Regions from separate parts of the Mus musculus genome. Here all the other regions are linked to region 1. The links are chromatin loops, found by intact Hi-C in ENCODE. Cell type or tissue: left cerebral cortex. All regions are shown on one strand.

Region 1 (5,000 bases):
TGTCTACCTTAAAGGGGTCCCCCAAAATCCGCAGCAGAGCACGCCACTTGAGGCCCTGAGCCCTCCTCACTTTCAGCTCTTCCCAGGAGCAGTGTGAAGTGAAACCCACCTGAGGGTGGTCCTGAGACCCCACCTTTGCAGCAAATTCATGATGCCTTAGTCTCCTCTAACCCTCAGTAGGAAGTACTGCCTGCCCCCTGGCAGGAGCTGCAGGCTCCCTGGGTCTAGTTTCCCTAGCTAGCCTCATAGATTATCCTGGAGGCTGCTGTTTTTAGCCATCCTTAGGAAAATGACAATTATGCCAAGTCCTTTGTTCTTGCCACCCTTTGGCGCATAGGTCAATGCCGTCCTCATCCTAGGGGGAGGCCTCTTCTACACAGGCCTTTGTCCTTCACATGGCATAACTCCCTAGAGCTTTTATCTGCCTGGGGAAATGTGCCTCGAGGCTCCAGAGAGTAAGGGAAGTGTATCTCAGAGTTCTGAATATGGCTGTTTGAACCTCAGTCGGATGTGAGCTCTCAGGGTCTCGGATATGCCAGCATCTGTAACACTGGTCAGACTTGCTATGTGTCATAGCAGCCCTGTGCTTGCATGACTTCCCCGTTTTGTTGTTGTTGTTGTTGTTTGTTTGTTTGTTTGTTTTGTTTTTTCCCCTCAGAGAGGAACCATCTGTGCGTCAGTAAAGCTGACACTCCGTGGGGTCTTCCTGATTATAAGGTATCATTCCTTAGCAGGTGGCTCTGGGTGGCCATCTGCTCCCACATACCCGAGTCTACCTCAGAGTATAGGGAGGACTAAGGTGCACCAAGAAGTGTCTTTGTCTTCAGAGGTGGCCCAGCAGTTAAGACTGTATACTGCTCTCGCACAGAACATGAGTTCAATTCCAGCACCAGGTTGGGAGGCACAGCAGCCTGTAGCGCCATCTCTAGGGGATCTGACGCCTCTGGCCTCCTGAGGCACTTCACTCCCACATGCCTCCCTCCACATGTATACAACAAATCTCTCTCTCTGTGTCTCTCTTTCTCTCTCTAAAAATAAGCTTCAGGGTTATGGCCCGCCCACCTTTTCATGTCACTTTGACCCCCACAGCAAACACCCATAGGGGTTTCCCCAAAGGACCAGACAAAGGCATCAGCAAGTGAGGTAGCTCTAAAACATGGGCAGCTCCTCTTCCCTCAGCAGTCTGTAGCCAGTGAAGAGCTGGGTGTACTAGGGTGCCCTTCACCCCACCACTGCACCCCATGGTGGGGCAACACTGGATCCTGAGACTCCAAGAAGGAGGAGAACAGCTTCCTCCATGCCAGCTGCCGCTTTTGCAGACACACTGCTTTGACTTTTGTGGGGTTGCTTGTTTATTTTGGAAACAAAGTTTCCTTTTAGCCCAGGCTAGCCTTGAACACACTGTATAGCTAAGAGGGACTGTGAATCCTGGGTTCTTCCATCTCCATCTCCTAAGTGCTGAGGTTACAAGCATCCTTCTGTGGTGCTGTGACTCAAACCCAGAGCCTCCAGCATCCTAGGCAAGCACTCTACCAACAGAGCCTCATCTCCAGACCTCCACTGGCTTTTAGTTGGCACCGTGGTACCCTCAAAGATGGATAGACATGGCACCCGCCCACTAGTGGCTTCTGGGCTACACCATAGTGGTGTAGCATAGGCCCCACCTTTGTGTCCCTCAAAGTCTCTTCTGGCTTTCCCAGGCCATCTGTGACTGACAGCTGTCCTGCTGTATTTGAGGCCTGAGCTGGAAGGCCGTGATTCTCCCATCTTTAGTCTTTTCCCTGTACTGGTGGATGACATCCAGGTGACACACATCACAGCATTTGGGGGTGGGGTGGGGGATGGACAGCCCTCGGAGACACTGTTAGCCCATCTCTGCTCTGTCTTGGCCCCATCCTCAGTGGCAGGAGGACTGTGCCAGGTGCTCTCTGGGATCTTCTGAACAATGTCTCCCCACCTCATTGTTCATCACTGACCCCTACCCATAACCTGGAGACAATGGCACATGTTCCAGCCACAGAAGGTCAGTCTCCAGCAGGCCATCATTAGAGTGTAACCAGGGACACATCACACTGGTATTTAAAGAGAGAGAAGGGAAGGACATCTGAAGACCAGCTTGCTGCCTTGGAGCGGGAGGCGCGTGGCTCATTGCTCCCAGCCCCTGGGGCTATAATTAAGCCAGGCAGACGCCGAGCATGTCTGCGGCTCAGCTCAGTCCCAGCACAATATTCCAACCCACGGTTAAATGAGGATAAATAAAGGCAGCCCCTGACAACAAGGACGGTGCCTCTGATTGCTGTCTGCAGACAGCAAGCATAGAAGATGGACCACAGAAGTGGCCTCGGGATGGCTGGAACACGCAGGGTCCCTGGATAAACATGCCGGTCTCTCTCAGGTCTTCAGTGTCTCCATTTGCAATATAGGGGAGCAGAAGAGTCCTGTCCCCTGCCCCCTTACAGTCTGTAGTCTTCAGTTTGCTCTGTTTTAAGCTCTCCACACTGAGATCCTGAAAGAGACTCTCAGAGGATGTTGGCAATGTGGGGTTCTGCAGGATGCCCCTCCATCAAATCATGTGTGAGGGTCGCCTGCGCTGAGACTGGGAGAGGAGAGCTAGCGGTCCTCGATTCTGGGGTCCCTCTCAGAGCTTTGCTGTGGCTGTGGTGGCCTCCTCAAAGCTCCCAGAGAGAGGATATCTCCAGTGGGGCCTGAGGTAGCCATGCAGTCCTCTGGGCCTGGGGGTGAGTGGCTGCGTGGTGCCCTCAGGCCACCAGGGGGCAGAGGCGGTCAGGCGAGGCCGCTTCCTTCGCTTGGGTGAGCGGGGCTGGGCAGCCGGCAGGGGATGTCCGCAGAGGAGGCTTGCAGTTGGCTGTGAGCGCGGGGCAGGCAGAATGCTCCTCCGTAGTCCAGAGGGTCGGAGATGCACAGCCCTCTGCTATCGCCCCTCTGAAAAACTTATGAGAATGCTGTTTAGGCTTTCTGGGGGCCACTCAAGACTGGGGACCAGGAGACCCAGAGACCCAGTCTTTGTACCATCCCGGAGATGCTGAGGGTTTGCTCAGTATGGTTCAGATCTTGTCTTTACTCGACGCATTTCACAAGAGGGGGAAACTGAAGCTGAGCAGGTCGGGTCTTGGGGCTCAGACTACCCTCTTTCTATCTTCTACCAGCTGGGGCAACTTTACCATTGTTATGGGGAAACGCTGTGAGACTTAATTCCCCATCCAGACAAGACAGGTTGTGCTTGGCACAGAAATCGTTATTCAAAAATTACAGACTCTGGTTGTTTCTATGGAAACATTTTTCACCTCATGCAAATGAAGCGAGAGGCACGAAAACAACGCCTTCCCTACCTCCCTCCTTCTTTCTGGAAGCTTAAAAAGAGGTTTCTGGAAGTTTAAACTAGCACAGCACACTAGGACAGCCTGTGGCCTGCAGACAGGTCACCCAGGGGCTAGCAGGGCAACTTCGAGCCTCCCTGGTTCTTCAGATCCAGGCTGGTTGACTTAGCTTCCCTTGAGGGGTAGGGTGAGCTGTGGGCTTCAAATGTAGCCCCTTAGTCACTCTCAAAAGGGACAGCTCTTGCCCATTCAGTCTTCATAGTCAGTGTCTCTGTATCCAGCCAGGCCAGCCAGCCTGCTCTGACAACACTCTGTCTGTTTGTCTCCTTGCTCATTTTGCCATAGGCAGCCAAGGGACAGACAGAGGTCAGGGCACCTTTCCTTCTATGTTAACTCAAACCCCAATGTCTGACTCCAACTGTGTGGACACAGGTAGGGCTCTTCCTTTCTGATCACAGGGACAGTGTGGGTGACCAGCAGCCACTTTGACCATTTCACATGTGGCTGGGACTCCAGCCAGCATGGAAAGAAAGCAAGAAGAGACAAGCTTACAAGTGGGGATAACAGTGCTCTGGGAACTTTACCTTGAGTTACCATGGAAGCCTGACATAGGTGGCCAGATGCACCAGGAGCTGGGGACTTGGGACGGCACTACCTGTATAGGAGCTGAGACCTAGGCTCAATGTTAAAATCAGAGATGTCCATATCTCAGGATATTGGATAGCTTGTTACCTCCACAGACCTAAGTTTCCCCAATCAGGGGGAACCAGCACATTTCTTTATACCTCACAATGTGGTCCCTGGACATAGCTGCCTCCATTCTCCCTCCTCGCTGAACCCTGCCTGCCCATTCTGGGTGCCAGCCTCAACCCAATTGCCATGGCTTCAAGTGCAAGTCCTGGCTTGGAGACACCTGGGTCACTGTCTTAATTTGGGTTTTACTGATGCTGTGAAGAGACACCATATTCAAGGGAGCTCTTCTAAGGACAACATTTCATTGGGGCTGGCTTACAGGTTCACAGGTTCAATCCATTATCATCAAAGCAGGAGCATGGCAGCATCCAGGCAGGCATGGTGCAGGAGGAGCTGAGAGTTCTACATCTTCATCTGAAGGCTACTAGAAGACTTCCGGGCAGGTAGGTGGAGGGTCTTAAAGCCCACCCTCACAGTGACACACTTCCTCCAACAAGGCCACACCCACTCCAACAAGGCCACACCTCCTAATAGTGCCACTCCCTGGAATAAGCATATTCAAACCACCACAGTCTTGGTGGTTTGCTATCTCCCTCTTCTGGTTTCTCAAGACCCTCTCCATGACTCAGCCCCGAGTATGGACTGAGTAAGTGCAGCTTTGTATAGCTTACATATGTCACACTCCGGTAACTAAGCCCAAGGTGGGGTATTATTATCCCTAATAAACAGACAAGAAGAACAAAGCACAGAGGGATTAAACAATTTGCTTGAGGTCCCCTGGCTAGCAAGTGGTACCGCAGTTAGAAGCATCTGGTTGGTCTCTAGTGGTGGTCACATGTTGTCTGTCACACTATCTTGACCCCAGTTGCAGTTGGCCATCTACAGCACAGATGGAAGAAGAAGATGGTGGAAATGGCTCTGCCCTCAGAATCAGACCTGAGCCCTCAAAGCTGGGGAATGTGGGCTGAG
Region 2 (5,000 bases), 490 kb after region 1:
CGCTGCTTTTCAACTGGGCATTTCCAGAGGTGGAGGAGGAACAGCTTGCCTGTTTGGCTCAGTCTCTGTAGCCTATTGCCCGCCCCATGTTGCCTGCTGTGTAACTGGGAACAAGTTTCAGCTCTGTGGTAAAGTGTGTTAAAAGCTGTGCCTAGCAGCATGTGGTGGACCCGGTGCAGCTGCTGACGCCCTGCTCCCTCATGTGCTCCTGGTCACCACAGGGCCGGTGATCAGCACAAGAAAGCACCAGCTGGGGTCACCTGCCTCCATCGCAGAGCCTTCAGCTACCTCCGAAGGCAGCTTGCCTGAGGGAGGCAGCATAGCTCCCTCCTGGGTCCCCTAAGAGGTTGCTTCCCCAGCGCTGCTGAGGCTTGACTTTGGACTCAAGCAACCGTCCACCATCCAGTGGCCAGTGTGAGCGCCTGGCAACTGGGCCGTCCTCAGCAGGACCTGGCGGATGCACAAAGCACTCCAAAGGACGACAAAGGCAGCTCAGTAGCATTGATCTCAGAAACTCCATGCATTTTAAAGGGATTTATCTCAGGAACACTGAGGATGAAACTCTTTAAAAATCCATATGTACAAAAACAGACTATGAAGAGATTCACAAAAGCAGAACTACATTAAGTCAGAAGACTCTAACTGAGGTGTTTTTTGCACATTTATGTTTTAACCAATCAATATGGGTACAAGGGGGGAAATTCTCGCTTATGCCAGGGACTGGACTAGATCATTTCTTCCCATATCTGTGGCAACAGTCCTCATTGATGGCCATTCTCTCTCCTTTACCGTGATACCTGGGGATCAGAGAGACCAAGTAATCGTATGCAAAGTCCCGGCAGCACTGAGCAGCAGTAGAGTCACGCACCAAAGGCCGGCCAGTGTAAGGTTCCATTTCCCACACACAGGCCTTCTGCCGGCCGACAGTGCAAAGCCCATCTTCACTACATTAAGCAGCAGAAAAGATGGCATTTATGCACAGTGTGATCACGGCAGGACTACTTGCTTTAAAATGGACTCCAGAAGCTACAGGAAACAGCACAGGAGAGACGAGGGAAAGTGTGAGGAAAGGGACAGTCAGAAAGCTGTTTGTGGACAGTTTTTCACTGGGGACTTTGTTTGGGGGAGCGGGGATGGAACCCCAGGTCCTCTGCCTGCAGGGCAGACATTCCACCTCTGAGCTATACACCCAGCCCCACAAACAATACAAAAGACAATCTGGTGGAGGGCAAGATAGCAATGACCAGCTGGCCAGTGTCAACATGCGGGATGCAGCAGCCAGACCGGGGCGGCCTAGAGATGCGCCATGACCAGGACAGTACAAGCACTGATGTCTCCTTCGCATCTCATTTATCTGAGTCAGTCAAGTTTCCCCAGTAAGCGTCAGTTTGGCTTTTTAAAAATATGTTACAGAAGCTTGCTATTTGTTATTGAAGAAAAATCTAGAATAAAGCAAATTAACAACACGCAGCTCACAAGCTTTATGTACAGACCTGCCTAAGTAAGAACTCGTCCCCACAGCAGGAAGCACGCTGGTGCAGCAGGGAGTCCCCTGGGGGGCCTGGTCCAGCCTCTGCATGGGCAGCCAGACAAGGCTGTCTGTTTGCCTTTTTCCCTCAGAAAAGGCATCAAAGGCTGAATTCCACCTTTACGTGCAGTGGGTGTTCAAACATGCAGAGCCCAGGGAGTTCACGGAGAAATGAAAAGAGAGCATAAAGGTGTCTGTGCTGGGACTACAGCCAGGAAAGCCTCGAGCTCACGGAGGAGGGCAGGAGGGTCACCGCCTGCGACAGCGGAGCAGCGCTTCAGGGCCTGTGACTCATTGTTTTATTTTACTTAATTGCTTTGGCTGTAAATTTTTCAAAACTAATATAAGCACATTTTACAGCTCACAGAACATTTAGAGCATATTAAAATACATATCTTTCCACCGTAATGTGCCTAGCTGAAATGTGTGCCTCCAAAGCCGAGCTTTAAGGCAACGAAAGACCGGCACTTGGCTCCTCACATCAGTCAGATGAACGGAGCTGGCTTGCTCCAGATCAGAGAAAAATCATCTCAGTAAATGTTACAAGGAGTCAAGGATTCTACCACATTCTAGAAGCTTGGATGGGCAAAAGATAGCAAGTCTTACTGTGCCCCCTAGAGGTGAGCAGGATTTTTGCATGTGCACACACAAACCCTCTTAAATCAAAGCAGTGAAATCCAAAAAATGTCTTTAAACCTTCATTGATCACTTAACAGGGACCAAATCTCATGCCAGATGCTACAAAGAATATAAAAATGGGTCTGGTGTGACTTCTGCATTCACAAAGCTTACCGCCTGTTGAACATCTCAGATACAGTAAGCCACCGCTGGCAGGGACGGGAGCAAAGCCCCAGCACCCTGAGTGACAGGAGCACATGCCAGGTCCCACCCAGTTGTTCACATCCTGAGTGCCAGCACCCAGGCCAGGAAGACCAAGCACACACATAATACCTCCACCTCACAGGAATACTGGGGCTTGGTTTATAACCACAGGCATCTCTGACATCAGGGAGGGAAAAGCAGCCACCACTCAGCAGGCCACATACCAACCTGCAGGCCTAGGGTAGGACTTCCAACCTCAGGTGCACACCTGAGCCCTCCATGCCCTAACCCATCTTCCCACCACAGCTTATTGGTTCCTACTACTCATTCTGCATTCCGAACTTACTGAGAGTCCCACTTACACAAAATGATTTTCCAAACAACCCTAATCACTAAAACTATGAGACATCTTATTAAAGCCTCTGCTCGGGTTCCAGCTTGATAGTCACCCCTGGCTTATAGAAACCTGAATTTTCATAAAGATCAGGAGACTCTGCTCCTAGCATGCATGGTCAGTACTGACAACAACTCAACTATAGCAAGTGTCTTTGCCCGAAGCCATCCTTTGGATGTACTGGGGAACTAGACAGGGGCGTAGAGCACTCCCTCAAGCTTCCTGGCAGCCAAGGAGTCTCACACTAGCATCACCACCTCCGGCCCACACGCCTCCTGGGACAGGCCACACATCAGCATCCCACACACAGCCCTAAACGCAGGCTTCTCGTCATCCCAGGCAGCCCAACTGCGACCTCTTCTGGCCGTGAAGTGTCACACCAGTCCTGGCACACTTTTCTTCACCACACCCAGAGCCAAGGTGCCAACTCACTCTTTCTTAAAAAACAACATGGAGCATAGTGGCACTTGCCTTTCTCTTAGCACTCTGAAGGAAGAGAGAGGCAGGTCTTTATGGGGTCGTGACTAGCTTGATCTTCATAATGAATAACAAGGCAGCCAGGGCTACCTAGTGAGATACTATCCTAAAGAAAACAATCTTTGGGGTGAGCAAAATGGCTTATCAAGTAAAGGCACTTGCCACTGAGCCCAATCCCCAACAGTGACATAGTGGAAGAAGAACTGGCACCCCCCAAAGTTGTCCTCTGACCTCCACACATGTACCATAGCACACATGTGTCCCCCAAACACACATATAAAAAGTAAACAATTTTTAAAAATAAAGTCATCATGGTCAACCTGAAAAGTGCTTGCTTTACAAGCAGGAGGACAGGAATTCAACTCCCAAAACTCATGTGAAAAGGCTAGGCACAGTCATATAATCCTGGAACCCCAGCTTTGGGGAAACAGGCAGGCAGATCCTGGGATATGCCAGCTGGCCAACCTAGTCTATCTTAAAAAGAACAACTGAGGAACAATATCCAAAGCTGCCCTCTGTCCTCCACCTACAAACACACACACACACACACACACACACGTACTCTCACACACACGTACACATACACGTACTCTCACACACACACACATACTCACTCACACACACATACAATATCATCATGGGGTTAGGAATAGCTCAGTGATAGAGGGTTCACTTTTACACACAAGGTCCTGAACTCAAGCCCCCAGCAAAAACAAAAACAAACAAACAGCAGAAGGATACTCATAGTATGTCTTCAGGAAACTGAAGCCTCTTGTCAGTAATGATGACCCAGGGTGGGCAAGCTGCTCAGTTCTACCAATGGGGCCTTCAGGTAAAGAGCAGCTCCACTGGGCTCAGGTCTAGCTCTTCCCATCAGTGCACAGGGAGTTGGCAGGAGGCACTCACGAGGAGACACCTGACCTCTCCATGAGGCAGCATCATAGGTTAAAGACATGATCACCACGGCAACCTCTCCCACCTTCTTGCTCAATAGTCCCCCACATCTGCCAGGCTGCCCTCCCCTCTCTAGTGGCCAAGAGAAAGGACTGTATAACCTATTCTAGAACTACAGCTAAGTTCCCACGAGGAGCCATGAGCTCACTTGATACTGTAGACACAGAATATGTAGGTATTCGTGCTATTAGAGAACCTTCAGGCCTTCCTTGCCAAGGGCATTAAGCATCAGGAAAGCCTACCTACTGTAAAGCAAACCCCTCCACCCTGTGAGCATTGCCCCACCATTAGTCCTGAGGGGCTGGAGAAGGAACCCAGGCAACATCCAGGCTCATCTAGAAGGCAGGGACCTCTACATTCAAACATTGGACAGTGCACAGGGAACTGTGGGAAGAGGGAAGGCTAAGTATGAACACAGCTTGGGGGGGGGGGTGTCCCGACAGGAAAGACATGACCCATCTGGCTCGACGTAGCTCTTGCTCCTGGCACACTGCCCAACCTAAGACCACAGAATAGATAAACACTCTTCATCGGCCCTGTTCTGAGCTGGGTCTTGACTGTTCAGTAGAAACTGGCCAAGCAAGAAGCAAAGGGAAAGGAACCTGAAGACCGGACAGAGGAGGAAATAATTTCAGCAATCAGGTGAGCTCAAAGTCAGGGTGTCCTGTGTACTCCAGAGCCAGCCAGACACTGCTAGGAGCCTGGGCCCAACTGAAACCCTCAGACAGGCCTCTGGGCATCAGGCTCTCAAAACTCTGGGTCAGTCCAGGATTGCCATGAGCCACCCAGACCACTGAACGTCCCTCACATAGATTACACAGCCCA
Region 3 (5,000 bases), 150 kb before region 1:
ACTCCAAGCCGGGCTTCCCTAAAGCAACCCAGTTGTTTTGTTTTTTGTTTTTTTGGGTTTTTTGTTTTGTTTTGTTTTTTGTTTTTGTTTTTTTTTTTTTTTTGGTCTTGTCTGGACAAAAATGGTTGGTTTAAAAGGCCAAAGAAAGTGCTGGTAGAAATGAGAGTACTAATTAGCCTCCAAAAAGAGACTGTTCTCATTGTCTTTGTACCTCAGCCATAGCCTGGTGCACTGGGCACATGGTCAGTGTCTCAGAAAATGTTTGTTGAATGAATGTTGTTTGTTTGTTTGTTTGTTTGTTTGAATTCTGGAAATTATTTGTTGAACACAAAGACACCCAGCACCTACTGGGTGCTCACTGTTGTGAGAGACTAGGGCTGGCCGCTGGGCAGTAGGGACAGCCTCATTGGCTAATTAAGGATTTTTTTTTTGCAATTTCCGGGCGATTTACAAGGCACTTTCTTGTGAGTTATGTAGTTTGGTCTTCAGAAGCGCTCTGTGGGGTAGACAACCTGGCTTTCCCCCCACCCCCCACCCCCCACCTCCCCCCACCCTCCACTTTTTCTCTCTTTATTTCTCCTTTTTTTTTTTTTTTTTTTTGAAATGCCTATTTAGGTGTGAAAGGAACTGAAACCTGGAAGCTAAATGACTTGTTTAAGGTCACACCATCCCTAAGAGGTGATCTCAGCACATGCTACCAGACTTGGGCCACCCCACCCCCACCCCCAGCAGCTCCCCAAGACCACCCTTGGGAAGCTAGGATTTCCCATTGTGAAATGTTTGGTATGGATCGAAGAACTTTAGGTGGAGGACAGGGGACTGGACCATCAGGGGTCGCCACAATGGCACCCGTGTCCAACTTTGACCCCTTCTCTTACCTAATGTGGCAAGAGTCCAAGTGTCCTCCGTGTGAATTTAAGTTCAATCTCATGAGTGAGTCCGGGCTCTCCCAGTTCTCTTTCCCACCTACCTCTTTAAAAATCATGAAAAAATAAAAAATAAAAATAAAAATCAATGCCAATTCACCCCTCCTCTCTAGACACTAGGCTACCCCCTTTGACACATGAATGACAGGAATAACATGGTCACATTATGTAGAAAGTGCCCTGGAAATGACCGCACACTCGTGTCCTTACTCAAAGTCTCCCGGACATCCTGTTGTCTAAAGAGCCCCTACCTGGCGCAAGGAGAGCCCTGGGCATAGGGGCTGCAGGAGTCTGCGAGAGAATGGTTGAGACACATGAGCCATGAACGGGAGGACTAGATCCACCTGCAAACCTTTCAACAAACATGTGCTGAGGTCTCTGCCCAGCCCTGCCTCAGGCTGCTGCAGTTCATTTAATTCTCACAACAACCCTAGGAGGTTGCTCCTAATGTCCCCACTACCCCAAAAGGGACATCTCCGAGAAGGTGGGTGGAGGAGGGGGAGGGGACATGCCTTGGGGGGTCAGCCACGTGCTCATTCCAGAAGGAAGCACCCCACCCCACCCCACCCACGGAGTTGCCAGCAAGATGCTGGTCGCCCCTGACCCGGGTCCCCCTCCTGAGAGGTTCCCAAAGGGACCCTTTTGCTCAGGACATTGTTAGGACAGCATGATCAGTCACAAGGGACGACCCTCCTCGGGGAGGGCAGCACTCCAGTTCACTAGCAGATGAACACGAGCACAGATGTACAGGAAAGGGCTCAGACTCAAGACACAAGCAGAGCAAAGGTCAAGGGCCATGGCCAGTGCCCCCTCACTAGGGCACTGGTTCAAGGTTTGAACCCCAGAGAAACTAGCTGGCCACTGATGATCCTCTTTGTCGCTTGTCCCTCGCTGTCCTGATCCCAGGGGGGTCCACAAGGAGTTGCTCTGTATGGTAGTGGGTTCCTGGAATCCGTGCTCCTTGGCTCTACAAATAACCAAAGGTTAGAGAATTTATTAAATGCCCAGGTATAGGTATTAATTACAATGTAAGCTAATTAATTATAACTAATTATAATTTCAGCTAATTATTTAACATTTTAAGTTGTCTTTAATGGCTAATGGGTCTGGGGGTGATGAATGTGCAATGGGCAGGAGAGCTCACAGGCCATATAACATGCAGGCAACTTGAGGGAGTGGCTGGGGTACCAGGAGGTAGAGGTGCACAGCAGGTACTCGAGCAGCAGCCTTGGCATCCAGAAGGTGGTCCTGGAAGACTGGTGTGAGCCGATGATGTCATCCCTGAAGAGAGAGCCTAGGATATGGGAGGGGGTTGTTAGAAACCACCTTGATGACCTCTAACGGCCAGCCCAGGAACAGCATAGAGAGGGAGGGGGCAAGTGAAAGAGGAGAGAAGGGAGGGGAAGGCTTGGGGGGAAAGAGGGAGGGGTGGGAGGGATCAGGGAAGAGAAGCAGGGATGGGGTGGAGGGAAGGAAGAGAAGGGAGGGGTAAGAGGAATGAGGGAAATGGGTAGGGGCGGGAGGAGAAAGGAGGAGGAAGGGAGGGGTAAGAGGAATGAGGGAAGTGGGTGGGGGGGAGAAAGGAGGAGGGAGGAGGGAGGAGAAGTGGGAGGAGGGAAGAAGTGAGGAAAAATGGGAGGGGGAAGATAGGGGAGAAAAGTGGGAGGGGAAAGAGGGAGAGGAGAAATGGGAGGGGGAGGAGGGAGAAGAAATGGGAGGGGGAGGAGGGAGAAGAAATGGGAGGGGGGAGGAGGGAAAACAGAAATGGGAGGGGGAAGAGGGAAAGTAGAAATGGGAGGAGAAGTAGGAGGAGAAATGGGAGGGGAGGACAGCAATGGGAGGGGTACAGATGAATTGATTGACAGGTCACAAGTGTTAGCTGTGTGCGCATGCGCAACTCTAGCGCTAGTCTGGCAGGCCAAGAACCATTTGCACATAGAGACCGCTAGGGGGCGCGCGGCCCGCACTCACTAAGACTCCAATAGCCCAACCACCTGAGGCACCCCCACAGGCGCCAGGACGCAGCTGCTAGAGCTAGACTGACGTAGGAGGGGGGAGGGCGCCCAACAGGTTTCAGGCTTGGGGGGGGGGGGCAGAGCCCACATCAGCCATCTTTAAGGGTCGCTATGCACCCCCATCGCCTCTGCCTGAGCCATTTTCCAGACATGACGCAGCACACACACAGGCATCCAGGAGCCGCCTTGCACCAAAGAGACCCTGCAGTAAGGGGCTGCCCCCAGACCACAATTCTACTCCTGATAAGTAAAAGCAGGACGCTGCCCCCACCCACCATTAGTAAATCCAATTAAGCATAATTAAAATTTAAAGACTCAATTCTTAATACAGAACACTCATTTTTGAGGTCTTCAGCTATATGACAAAATAAAGGCAGACCACCCTGCCTCCCCCCACCCAATTAACACCCTTCTCCTCAAAACCTTGCCCCCCCTTTGCCACGTCAACTCTCAAGACCCTTATGGATGACGCCTAATTAATTAATATTTTTTGCAATTCTTCCTCAAAAAGCCACACCTTTCTAAGACCCCAGAAAACACAAATCACTGAAAATAAATTAATCTGCGTCCATGACACCCTAAATCACACAGCCACTGCAGATGACGCCATCTCTGACCTATTGTAAGTCCTGCAAGCGCACCTTAGTGAATCCAGGTATCTACTAACATTTCCCCATAGGTAAATGAACCCATGGTCCCGCAACCCATCTCGCTCCCGACCCCCTCCTGCAGGAGAACAAAGGCCACCTCCTCTTCCCTCCCCACCCCGCCCCCCAAAATTCCGCAGTGCCACCAGCGCCCTCTTGCGGCCATCAATAGAACATTCTAGAAACCTGCCACGTCGCAGCCCTCAGGCTGCCCCCCCCCTCAGCCAGCCAGCCCAGAATGAGGAGGGGGCGGCCAGGGGGGGCTTCACGGGGACAAAGGAAACGGCAAAAGGTGATTTACCAAAAGTCAAAAGCCTTCAACACGTCAGAATCTAGCCGCAGCCATCATGCGCAATGCCAAAAAGAACCCTGCCTCCAAATTTCCAGCACTCAGATCACCCCCCACACCTCCACACACCCCCTTTTCTGCATTTTATCTTTTCCTTCCTATGAGACGCAAGGACGTGGGGTTTTTTCTACCCTAGCCCACCCCCCACATCTATTCTGCCTTTGCCCCCCGGTTCCGCAGCCTTCTCTGTGATCTGGGGGTCTCCGGCTAGATTTGCCTTTGACGCCCTCTCTTTCCGCTGTTAAAGTAGCTGCGTCAGGAAACGGCTAGTAATGGTTACATTTTTTTTCCCACTATATTTTGCCCGAGGTTAGGTCTATACTAAACCCGAGTATCTGGATTCAGAATTGCTGGTCAACATGAACCTCTAAATCTTACGCCCACGTTCCGCCGAGAACCTGGCTAGGAGAAAAAGATGGCTCGAGACCCCCCTTTTCAGGTACCCCCCCCCCATTTTATGGGGCTTGCGGGATGATGCATCGCCGCCATGTCTCTCACCATTAATGCGATTCTAAGGGGGGCTTTCAGCCACCAAAACCAGGTTTTTAGACCCCAGAAACAAAAATACACTGGATTTGGGGGCGGAATATCTCATTATTGCTGCTTTTCTTAATCAGGGTCTCTACCGCGCTGCCCACACTAGTGAGAAAAAAAGCCCTAGTGGACCGGACCCCCCCACACCCGCGAGAAAAATGTGCCTGAGGATTCTTTTCCTTGCAGAATTTCGTGTTGGATGCTGGGGACCAGGCTAAGGGGCTGGCTTTGGGAGAAGGTCCCCAGCACTGGCCTTTCGGCATGTCCAGGAGGACGGAGCCGAAGCCAGATAGTGATGTCGTCTTCATTTTTGCACATCCTTTCAGGCAAAGGATGGCTAACCACTCACCAGGTAAGAGATTCTTCTGTGGGCGCCCCGGGTTTCTGGAAGAGCTGCAGCCAAGGCCAGCAGAGCCGAGGCGAGCTCTATTCCAGCTCTTCGTCTTCTGTGCTAGGGGCTGGCTGGGTGGGGTTTATATAAAGGCGCAGAAGGGGTGGTCTTTGACGTCAGCGCATTCTGCTGCAATGC
Region 4 (5,000 bases), 330 kb after region 1:
CTTCAGGCCTTTGGAGGCCTGTATGGGGGAAAGTAGGACTTTAAGGACTGTTCCATCTCTGTCAGGAGGACCGCAGTGATCAGGATTGGTGGCCCATGCTACCTCTAACTTCAGCATGGGTTAACTCAGATCCCCAGAGCAAGAGACACATCCACAGTGAGTCAGAAGTTAGCATAAGCTGGCCACCGTGGGCCAGGGCTGCCTTCTTGTACCTGCCTCAGTTGTGGTCCATACTCCTAGAGTTAGGAGGAGCATCCTGAGGCTCACTGAACCCTCCCCTTCCACACCTATTACAGAGTAATGTCCCTGGGGAAGATAAGGGACACTCCTAACTTCTACCCCACCCCCACCCCCGTGTCTGCCTGTTCCTCCTGGAGACTCACTTTTATTGCCTCTCTCTCTTCCTTCGCTGTCAGCACACTTTTCCTGTGCTGTCACAGTGCCTGAGTGCACCAGCTACTCCCCTAATTAAAGGAGAGAGAAGCTGCAATGTACACAGCACATAAGGCCGAGGGGTGGATGGTGGTGACAGCCCCGTGACAGCATGGATGTCCTCGCTGCCCCTGGACCGTACACTTAAAGGTGATTAAAATGCTAACTCTTGACATGTATGTTTACCACAGTACAATGTCAACATACGTGCTGTAGTCGCTGCTAGTATCCCCTTATCTCCCTCGGAAACCATTAACACTCAACCGTTCAGCCCACAGGCCCTGAGAGAAGCCAAAGGTAGGCTCTGCTGTCTTTTTCCCCCACCCCAGATCCTTCCTGGCCCCATGTGATTGACTCTACTAGACTGGAAAGATGCTCCCGGGGCAGAAGGGGGACCCTGGTTTCTCGGGACTTATGCTAGTTAGCTTCCATACGTGCTCCAGTTTGGTTGGGACTATCAGCACCACTATGCCAGTGTCTCACCCAGGGCCAGAATAACCTGACAAGTCCTGAGCGCTACTGGGGCCAGAGAGGGATGCTCTACCACAGTCACAGTTGCCCTCCTGAAGTCATGATTCCTTTTGGATTACTTCTTGGAAAGAAGGAGCCCCTCCACTATTATGGAGCTCCCAGACAGAGATTTACAGGCCAGTCTTGGAAGTATATAGGGGGGCTGCTGCAGTTTAAGGAACCCATGACAGGTATGGGGGCTAGGCATCGGCCAGAACTTGAAGGGCAGAGCAGTGGACTACACCCTTGGAAGTCACTGTCCTGTCTGTAAACTGCAAGGTCCCTGAGGGCAGGGACCTGTCTCTCACTGCCAAGTCAGTCCCTGGGGACCTGAGTGGCCGGTACACAGCAGGTACCTACTAAATGCTGGTACCCCACCCCCAAGCAGGGCCCGGGACACAAGGCGTTGCACCCCACACTCCTCCATTCATGCCCGCCGCCATTCATGCGCGCGGGACTCATTCACCCCGCGCGCCGCCATTCCGCGCCCTGTGCGCCCCGCGCCCACCACGTGCGCCCTGCCCGGCGCGGCGCGGGGAAGCGCCGGAGCAGCCGCGGCTGCGCGGGGCCGGGGCTGGCGGGGAGCCGGGCCGGGGGCGGGGGGCGGGCGCTCCCTGCGGGAAGCGGGGCGCTGGGGAGCCCCGGCCGCGGGCTCGGGCGCGCAGAGCCGGGGCCATGTGGACGGGTGGCCGGCGGCCGGGCCGGCTTCGCCGGGCGGTGAGTACCCGAGAGCCGGGCTGGCAGGGCGCGGGGCGGGGCTGGGCGGCGGGCACCACGCTGGGGCGGTCCCTGCGCGCGCCCGCGGCGGCCCTGGGTGGCGCCGGGGCCCGGGGCCCTCGCGCGGGGCGGGGCGGCCGGGCCTCCGCGGCTGCTTTGCGCGTGCGGCCTGAGGACTTGCGGAAGGCGGGTGTAGGGGGCCCGGCTGAGCCCACCCCGTTCGGGGGGCGGCCCTGGAGAGGCCGCAGAGCCGGAAGGAGACTGGCCAGGGACCGCTTCCCGAGCGTGGGCCGCGCGTGGGCCCGCGCATGCCTCGGGCACCTTCATCTCCGGCCGCCCTAGCAGGCCGCCAGCAGTCCTCCCCATGGACAGGCGAGGAAACTGAGGCTGGGCAGGCAGGGCCACTCTGCAGGCGCTGACCTGCTCACAGAGCCCCTGCACGTTGGCTGGGAATTTCTGCCCCTAGCATTTCCGTTTCCTGCCTGGTTTAGAGGTGTTTCATTCCTCGTGTGTGCCCACCCCATCAGAACAAGGTTCCTTTGGGGCAAGAGCTGCGTGGGCGACATCTCGGAATCTCCTGAGGGAGCAGGATGGGAGCTGGGAAGGTCCCCTGGAGCAAGGGCTGGCTGCAAGAGACAGACAGGAGCCATGCAGGTGTGCAACCCTGATGCCCAGGGTTGGTCCACCAGTGCAGTCCCTGGGCACATGTGGGGGACATCATCTTTCTGGATTCCCTTATCCTGAGGTCCCAATACCCTGGGCCCCTGGAGGCCATGGGATGCTCTCTTAGGTTCTCTGGGCCTCAGTTCCCCCACTGTCCAGGAGTAAGTGGTCTTTGCTACTCTCAAGTCTAGGCTATGAGAAGGTCTCTAGGAGGAAGCCCCTTTTCTGTGCTGTGTCTGGGCAGCCCAGTAGGGCAAGTGGCCTTTGGGGACGGCTCTGCCTGGCATCTGTGACAAGCAGGGCGGGGAGGCAGCAGCAGGGCCTGGCAGCCTCCTGCAAACCCTTAATTTTCCCACAGCTCACTATAATCAGGGCGGCTCTGGAAAGCAAGCACAGTGGCAGATGCAGGCGCAGGGCGAGGGGCTCCTGAGCAGCACCAAGGACCCTCCCAAGTTCCTGTCTCACATGTGTTCATTCCTGTGGCCTGCTCTGTGTGCTGGCTCCTGAGTAGTGAAGTGGGAAGTCAGGGATGCCTGGGGCCATGGCCTGTAAGAACTTCTCATAGGCTGGAGGTCAGGTGAGGGACCCACATAGGCCAAGAGCAGAATTCAGTGTGAAGCAGTCCGGACAAGGACTTACTTTCTCTTTCTCTCTCTGTCTCTCTCTCTGTCTCTCTCTCTGTCTCTCTCTTCTCTCTCTCTCTCTCTCTCTCTCTCTCTCTCTCTCTCTCTCTCTCTCTCTCGGCCTTGAGCATCTGGTTGGCCTGCAGTGGCTGCCATTTATAGAATACTGACTGTGTACTGGGTATCGTCATTAGCACCATCCCCGTAGCAGCATCCCGGAGAGTGAATGGACGGATAAGTGAATGAATGAGTGGATGGGAGAGAGGGACAGCAGTCAGTCAGCAGGGCTTGGACACAGTCCACAAGAATTCCCCACAGCTTCCAGGAGAAGACCCACAGGCTAAGCTGGGGGAGATGAAGTTAGCACTGGGTTAGCAGGAAGAGGCTTGCAGGGAGTGAGAAGGCGTGAGTCTGAGAACCACAAAAAGCATCCTGCAGAAATGTTCAGTCAAAGGCCAGGGCAGCCCTTCCAGTTTAAGACTCTGATGGTCAGAGCTGCAAACTGTGTTGGTCCACAGTTGTCCCAGGGTCCCCTCTCACCTCCCATCCTGCCTCAGAACTCGTCATGTGACTAATGGAGAACTTTGGACAGGGTTTGAAGCCCTAGGTTCCAGTCTCTGTTCTGGGCTGATTTGCTGTGTGACCTCTACAGAGCCTGGTGTCAGAGGTCAAGCCCCTAGGACAGCCTGAGGAGTGACTCAGAGCAGTCCCCAGCAGGTGACTGGTGACTGGCAGCTGGATGGTGCTATCCCTGTTGGGTCAGTCTTAGGAATGGGCAGATGGGTGAATGGGTTGAGGCATCCTCTCTGCTCACCTTGCATAGTTTCTTTGGACGCACACTATCACTTAGGCAAACCAGCCTTCAGGAGCTCATGGTCTAACGAGAGATGTAGATCCTAGCCAGCATAGCAGGGAATGGGAAGGTATTTCTATGTCCTACTAATCAAGAAGAGGCCAACAAATGAGCCTGGGAGTCAGCATGGTGCTTCAGAGGGAATCTCCTTCAGGAATGCAGCAGCTATCCAGCCCTAGGCTGAGCCAGTGAGCTGAAGTTGTGTCCGATCAACAAGCTTTGAACTAGGTTGGGAAATGGGGTAAGAAGAGAAGTGAAGAGACCATAGGTCATACGTTGGTGCATGCTGAGATGGAGGGGAGGGGAGATGGTACTGATGGGAGGGGCAGCGAGGTACTGATGGGAGTATGTATCAGGACAGACCAGTAGTAGGTGAGTAGAAAGCTGGAGAGATGGATGGAGGGGAGGAAAGCCTGGTGGTTATAAGAGAAAAGGAAATGTATGGGAACTGATGGAAGAGCTGATCTAGAGAGAGGACCCGATAGGTTGAGGCCTGAAGGCAAAGTGGATTGATTTCTGGTCTTGGGGCAAGATAGATGAATGGATTGGGTGGTTGTATAGATGTCAAGGGATATGTGGATACAGAGGAAACATCAAAATGAGTGGTTGTTGTCATGGGGGAATGGTTGTGTGAATGGTTTCTGAGTGAGTGCTGGGATAGGCAGGACCTTGAATGCCTGTAAGATAATAGAGGTAGAATCAGATGGACAGAGAGGTCCGAGCAGAGCGGTGACCGTGAATGACACGGAGACCTAGGTTCAGAAGGACAGGTCTGTGTACAGATGTGCACACATCCACCCATAAAGACAAGTCACAGGAATGGTGCACGATTGAGCGGGTGGCCGACAGATCCAGGAGTGAGGTTGTAAATGACGGCTGGATAAGTGCTTGTCAGCGGATGGCAGGTGCAGACCTGAAAGGCTGGGTGAATAACTACAGGACCCGTGGGTGGAAGGCAATTGGCACAATGAGTAGGTGGAGCATCAGGCCATGCCCTCTGGGTGCCACTGTCTGTTCACGTGTCATCCTGCTTCAGAGACTGACAACTGAGCAGAGATGGAAGAGGGTCAGACCCTCATGCTGAGTCCCCCTGATTTTAGAGTGGCGGTGGTGGTGAAGAGCAGCCAAGCCAGTGGCCCCTGTGCTCACCTCACCAAGGAGTGAGCTCCCCTGTACATGAATTTAGGGAAGCATGTAGCATT
Region 5 (5,000 bases), 440 kb after region 1:
CAGATTCCCTCTCACTCAGTAAGAATAGCCAAAATCAGCAAACAGACAAGTGCTGGCAAAAATGAAGGGGCTTCCTCACTGCTGGGGAGCGCGTGCACTCGTGCATCCTGTGCGGAGTCAGTACAGAGGCTACACCAACGCCTAGGATACAACTGTATGACCCAGCTACCCACACCTGGGTCCATCCCAAAGGAGCCTGTGTCGGGATCCACAGAGGTGCCTGCATAGCCATGTTCACGGCAGAACTGTTCACAACAGCCAAGGCAGAAAACCAGCATCCATGCCCTCAATACGTAAATGGAAAAAGAAACATTAGAGGGCTATGGAAATGCTCAGCTGTTTAGATCCCCAAACCCATACACAATAGCAAGTCTCTGCAAGCCCAGCTCTCCAACAAGAGGTAGAAACAGAAAAATCCCAGGAGACTGTGAGCCAAATAGACTGGTATACAGAAATAAAGAGAGACTGCGTCAAACAAGGTGGAAGGCGAAGGCTAACACCTGAGGTTGTCTTCTGACCCTACAAGTAAGTAGTAGTGTGTACAAATCGTGCGTATACATATACACATACCTACACTACACATAAACAAAACAAGATTTTTTTTAAAGGTTTGTATATATGCATATGCACCCACAATGGAGTTTTATTCCACTGTAAAGAATGAAATAGCCAGGTACACACCTTCAATCCCAATGGTCAGAAGGCAGAGGCAAGTAGATCTCTGAGTTCAAGACCAGATTGATCCACAGAGTGAATTCTAGGACAGCCAAGGCTACACAGAGAGATCCTGCCTCACTAAAGAGAGGAGGAGAGTGTAATTCTGTCACAGGAAACCGGATGGAACTGGGAATTGTCACATTAAACTAAAGTAGACAGAATCAGAAAGACAGACAGACCTTGCATGTTTCCTCACAAATAAAATGTAGGTTAAAATAAGAGTAAACAGAGGCACGTGTGGGGAGGAATCTAAGCAAACAGGATAGCAAGCAGGGGGGCGAGAGCACGCATGGTGCATGTCTTTCACTCAGGCAAACACGGTCTGCTTTGGGGGGGGGTTGGCTTTTGTTTTCTTTGTAGTTTTGTTGTTGATGGGTTTTTTGTTGTTGTTGTTGTTCTTGGTGGTAGTAGTGGTGGTGCTTCTGGTTTGTTTGTTTGTTTGTTTGTTTGTTTAGATAGAATCTTACCATATAGTCCTGGCTGACCGGAACTCAGAGATCCACCTGCTTCTGCTTCCTGACAGCTAGGATTAAAGAGCACACCACTGTACCTCACTTAAAGTATGTGTGTGAGGGGGAGGGGGAGGGAGAGAGGGAGAGGGGGAGGGAGGGGGGGGAGACCCAGAGACCAGGGGAAATGAGGGAGGGATCAGATAGGAGCTAAGTACAATGATATACACATATAAAATGTAATTAAATCCATTCATTTATACATTAACCAAAATTTACTCTTTACACTTGCCCCCCACACGGCTCCCTCGCCCACTCAGTCTGACAGTCTATCCTGCCCCCAAACAGCACATAGCCCCCCATCCAAATCTGCCTGTGCCTCCACCTGCCACTGCAGCTCCTAGGGAAAGTCCCCCAAGCCCACACCTTGGAATGTCAGAATCTGCTAACCAATGACTAAGTAGACTGTTGAACAGAGTGCCTCCTGTGTGTTCATGACGGTGATGCCAGAGAGTTCTGGAAAACAGAGTCTTGTCTCTGGCCTGGTTTCAGGACCAAATCAGGCAGGGCTCTGTCTGTCTGCCTTGGCTGATTAAAGTGATGAACAGGAAGTAAGCACAGGCTGTTTACTGGCCCCACACCGAGTCCTCTCAAAATGCCAGGGACTGGGTACTTTGACACAAATTCAGCAACAGCATCTTTAATCATTTCAGGGTTAATAAAAAATGTCAATTATGTTTGTCATCATGGTTATCCTGGGGGAACAATCCCAGCACAGACAATCTTTGGCCAAATGACAGCCTGCACTATTTGTCACAGGTCCTTCCAGCTGCCTCACTGATGAATTAATCGAGTTGGTTGCCTCCCCCTGGCCAATCCATTCATAAATAATCAGAAGTAATATGGATCTCGCAAATAAGCCTGACCTGCAGATCGCTATCCCTAAAGAAGAAAGGCAATAAACATTAGGGACAAGGCTCCAAGTCCATCTGAAGGAGGACACCTGCTGGGGAAGCGCCAGGCTCCCCCACACGGGCAGCACGCAGCACGCCTGTCTGTGCAGTGGAGTTCTTCTCCTGTGGAGCTCAGTACAGGTCCCCACAGGGCACAGCTTCTGCATCAGGCTCATCAGCCTCTCCCTGCTCCCACCCCCCAACCTCATTATGGGGCCCCATTCTACAGCTAACACAAAACAGGAGCTCAGAACAGCCTGGAGAGGCAAGCCTCCTGGGGACTAAAAGCCAGGTGTCTAGCGCCACCCTGCTGCCCACAGCCAAAAGGGCTGGCTGAGTGCTGCTGGTCTCCACTGGAGTAGGAGGGGTTCGCAGCCAAGGAATCCTGGAGTGCTCTACTGGGCAGGAGCAAATGCATCAGAACACTGCCTACAACAACTGCCTTCAATGTGCAGCAGGAAGTGGAATCCCGGGGGGAAACACTACCTTCTACCCCTGAGTTACTTCAAACAATGCTCTCAGAAAACCTGCCTCAATTAAACATTCTATCAAAGAGTAGCGTGACAGGAACAGGACAGGACAGCTTTCTACATACAGCTCTTCACACGGAGTCCTGTCTCGGAGACATGGATCTGAGCCCTGGGACAAACTTCCCACCTTCCCCCCAGCACCTGAGCACACTCTGACTATCCCTGTTAACACCAATGCTTTACCAAATCCTCAGACATTCAAGTCATTTGTATTTTCAGAGAGAACACGGACAGCGAGAGATATCTGCGAGTATTCCCGGAGCTGATGTTAAAGCTGTAGCAATTCAAAGGGTTAAGCTGAGCATAACTCCTCAGAGATCACTGTTAGCTTTCTTGCCTTGCTGTCACATAAAACGTGTCCACCCCCACACGGCAACGGGGAGATGCCAACTGTCCTTCCAGAGAGTTCTGTTGCAAGTGAGAAACCCAGATGACACACTTCTTCCACAGCCCAGCAGTCATTAGGTTTACAAGTTCGCTTTCATGAGACAGGCAAACCTTTATTCTGACAGCTTCCCTCAACTGCTGGCAGGCCTAGCTCCTTCCTAAGCATTAAGATCTCATGAATGGCTACAATGGTGGTACATACTGTGCCAGGCTGCCATTCACTCAATCCTATTGGCAGCCAGCCATGTGATATACATGTGAGATGGGACCCGTGGATGAACCTGACCAGCCAGGGATGCCCAGGCAGAGCCTCCATGTTGAGAGTATCTGCCTGAGTCAATGCATGACAGCCATGGCTTACACATGCTACTTATAACCAGCAACCACCCAAGATGATGTCATGCCATACATCACCAGCAAGTAAAGGGCAAGAGGAGAAGTGGCACCTTCCTAGGACACAGTCAGAAAGTGCCCAAGAAGGCTCTGGCCCACTGCTCCATGCCACACTGCTGGGCTGTCTCAGAGCAGGGTAACCTGATCACGAGCCAGAAAGCACAGGCCTCAAGAGAGGTGCTTGAAGTAACTACAATTTAGAAGACTGACTATGCTGAACTCAAATCTTAGCTCTGCCTGTTACCAGCTGTGTGGCCCTAAGCCTCATACTATACCTCTCTGAGTCTTCCTTTTCTTAGATATAAGATAGGGAAAATGTATGGAACTTTATGGGGTGGCTAGAAGATTAAAAAAGGCTAAACATGATGTAAAGCCACTGGCCTGAGCCTTCTTAGTCAACTGTGCTAAAAACTGGCTTCAGAAGAATGAGCTTAAGAGTCAGACCCACATCCCAGCACTCGGGAGGCAGAGGCAGGCAGATCTCACAGAGAGAGAGAGAAAGAGACAGAGAGAGAGAGAGGGAGAGAGAGAGAGAGAGAGAGAATGAACCAGACCCACTGCCAACCCCACCCTCCAGAGCAGACCATCCAGTTGGAAGATGGTGGATATGGGGGCTAAACCTGCAGGCCCTAGGCTGGCTCAGCTCCCCATAGCTATGGGGCAGTGCAAGGGTTAAGGAGCTGGTGTCTAGCACAGAGGGGGTGTTCAATAAAAGCTCATTCAATTCAATTTGACTTAATTAAAAAACCGTTCTCATAGCCCTGGGAAGAGCAGGAACACAGAGGGCTAAAACTCCAAGCTGAAATCCATTTGAAGCTATAAATCCCAAGCCCTGCCAATGGGTGCATTTTCTTATTAAGCGACAATATTATAAAGCTCTTCTGAATTCCTAGTAATGTTTAAGAGCCCTGTCTTCATCAGGCTGAAAGCTGTTGTCAAGTCACAAAGAACTTGAAGGGGATCTAAAGACAACTGATGAAAAGGACCAACGGAAACTAAGTTTCCCGAACATATCAAATGATTCCGAGGCCGTGCCTGCCTTTGCAAAGCTCCTCCAAATTACACTTCATTATGAGACTCGGAAATTAGACACCAGTAACCAAATGAGAATGCCAGAACACATAAATATTTACATAATCGTCAGGATGATATTCGTCTCCTGTGCAAATCGACCTACCACTTTGTTTCTTCTTATTAACTCAAGTTTAGAAATGGGACAATCGTGTAAAATGGGGCCCTGGGGATTGCCTCCCCAACTTAAACTGTTTCCTTTCTGCTTTTCAGAAAACAGCAGTGTGTCAAGAGAGAACATCACAAAGGAGCAAGGAGGGAAAGAGGCATCTTCTGCCTCCTGCAGGGCTGGGAGCAGCACCGAAGTGGGAGGCGTGGGGTGTGGAGGTGGGGACAGCAGGTTACAGCAGGACCAGTGGACAGAGCAACAGGAGAAGCAGTTTATGTCCCTATACAGGATGCCAGATGCCTGTTGCCTTAAACCTATACTGCTGCTCTCCAAAAGCAGGGACTGTGATCCTCTGTACAGGGAAGGAACCAAAGGAACCGGAACAGGAAGC

The links. Peaks named below come from ENCODE experiments on the same cell type or tissue, not always from the same donor. Only the 100,000 strongest peaks of a DNase experiment are listed, where the experiment ranks them.
Region 2: a loop joins it to region 1, with 7 times the contacts of the local background. A loop is called at or near these places in 24 of 42 quality-filtered maps.
Region 3: it touches region 1 in a loop (4-fold over the local background); 2 of 42 quality-filtered maps call a loop at or near these places.
Region 4: a loop joins it to region 1, with 2.3 times the contacts of the local background. A loop is called at or near these places in 10 of 42 quality-filtered maps.
Region 5: a loop joins it to region 1, with 2.5 times the contacts of the local background. A loop is called at or near these places in 11 of 42 quality-filtered maps.

The regions. Positions count from the first base shown.
Region 1 is chr12:109,391,786-109,396,785 of GRCm38, reverse strand. No RefSeq gene overlaps it. Among named protein-coding and RNA genes, the nearest start is that of Dlk1, 59 kb to the left of the region's middle. In left cerebral cortex, a CTCF peak has its summit at 2,774 (motif pointing right); DNase peaks (open chromatin) are centred at 2,306, 2,783 and 3,289; H3K27ac peaks cover 564 bases.
Region 2 is chr12:108,901,203-108,906,202 of GRCm38, reverse strand. The region is part of intron 2 of Wdr25 (WD repeat domain 25); the gene reads right to left. Among named protein-coding and RNA genes, the nearest start is that of Wdr25, 9.4 kb to the right of the region's middle. In left cerebral cortex, CTCF peaks have their summits at 2,147 (motif pointing left) and 3,104 (motif pointing left); DNase peaks (open chromatin) are centred at 2,128 and 3,036.
Region 3 is chr12:109,540,920-109,545,919 of GRCm38, reverse strand. Meg3 (maternally expressed 3) reads right to left here and starts at 4,924. Exons shown (of 10, transcript NR_027652.1): 1 at 4,821-4,924; 2 at 2,071-2,220; 3 at 1,178-1,893; 4 at 879-972. It overlaps Mir1906-1 (microRNA 1906-1), which reads right to left and starts at 1,379; the gene lies at 1,300-1,379. In left cerebral cortex, CTCF peaks have their summits at 2,873 (motif pointing right) and 3,747 (motif pointing left); DNase peaks (open chromatin) are centred at 2,285, 2,479, 2,871 and 3,770; H3K4me3 peaks cover 2,425 bases; H3K27ac peaks cover 1,727 bases.
Region 4 is chr12:109,064,785-109,069,784 of GRCm38, reverse strand. Begain (brain-enriched guanylate kinase-associated) reads left to right here and starts at 1,568. Exons shown (of 7, transcript NM_001163175.1): 1 at 1,568-1,659. The coding sequence starts at 1,618. In left cerebral cortex, no CTCF peak of the experiment used is centred here; DNase peaks (open chromatin) are centred at 1,382, 1,961 and 2,683; H3K4me3 peaks cover 1,542 bases; H3K27ac peaks cover 1,033 bases.
Region 5 is chr12:108,951,385-108,956,384 of GRCm38, reverse strand. The region is part of intron 2 of Wdr25 (WD repeat domain 25); the gene reads right to left. Among named protein-coding and RNA genes, the nearest start is that of Wdr25, 60 kb to the right of the region's middle. In left cerebral cortex, a CTCF peak has its summit at 2,424; DNase peaks (open chromatin) are centred at 2,429 and 3,050.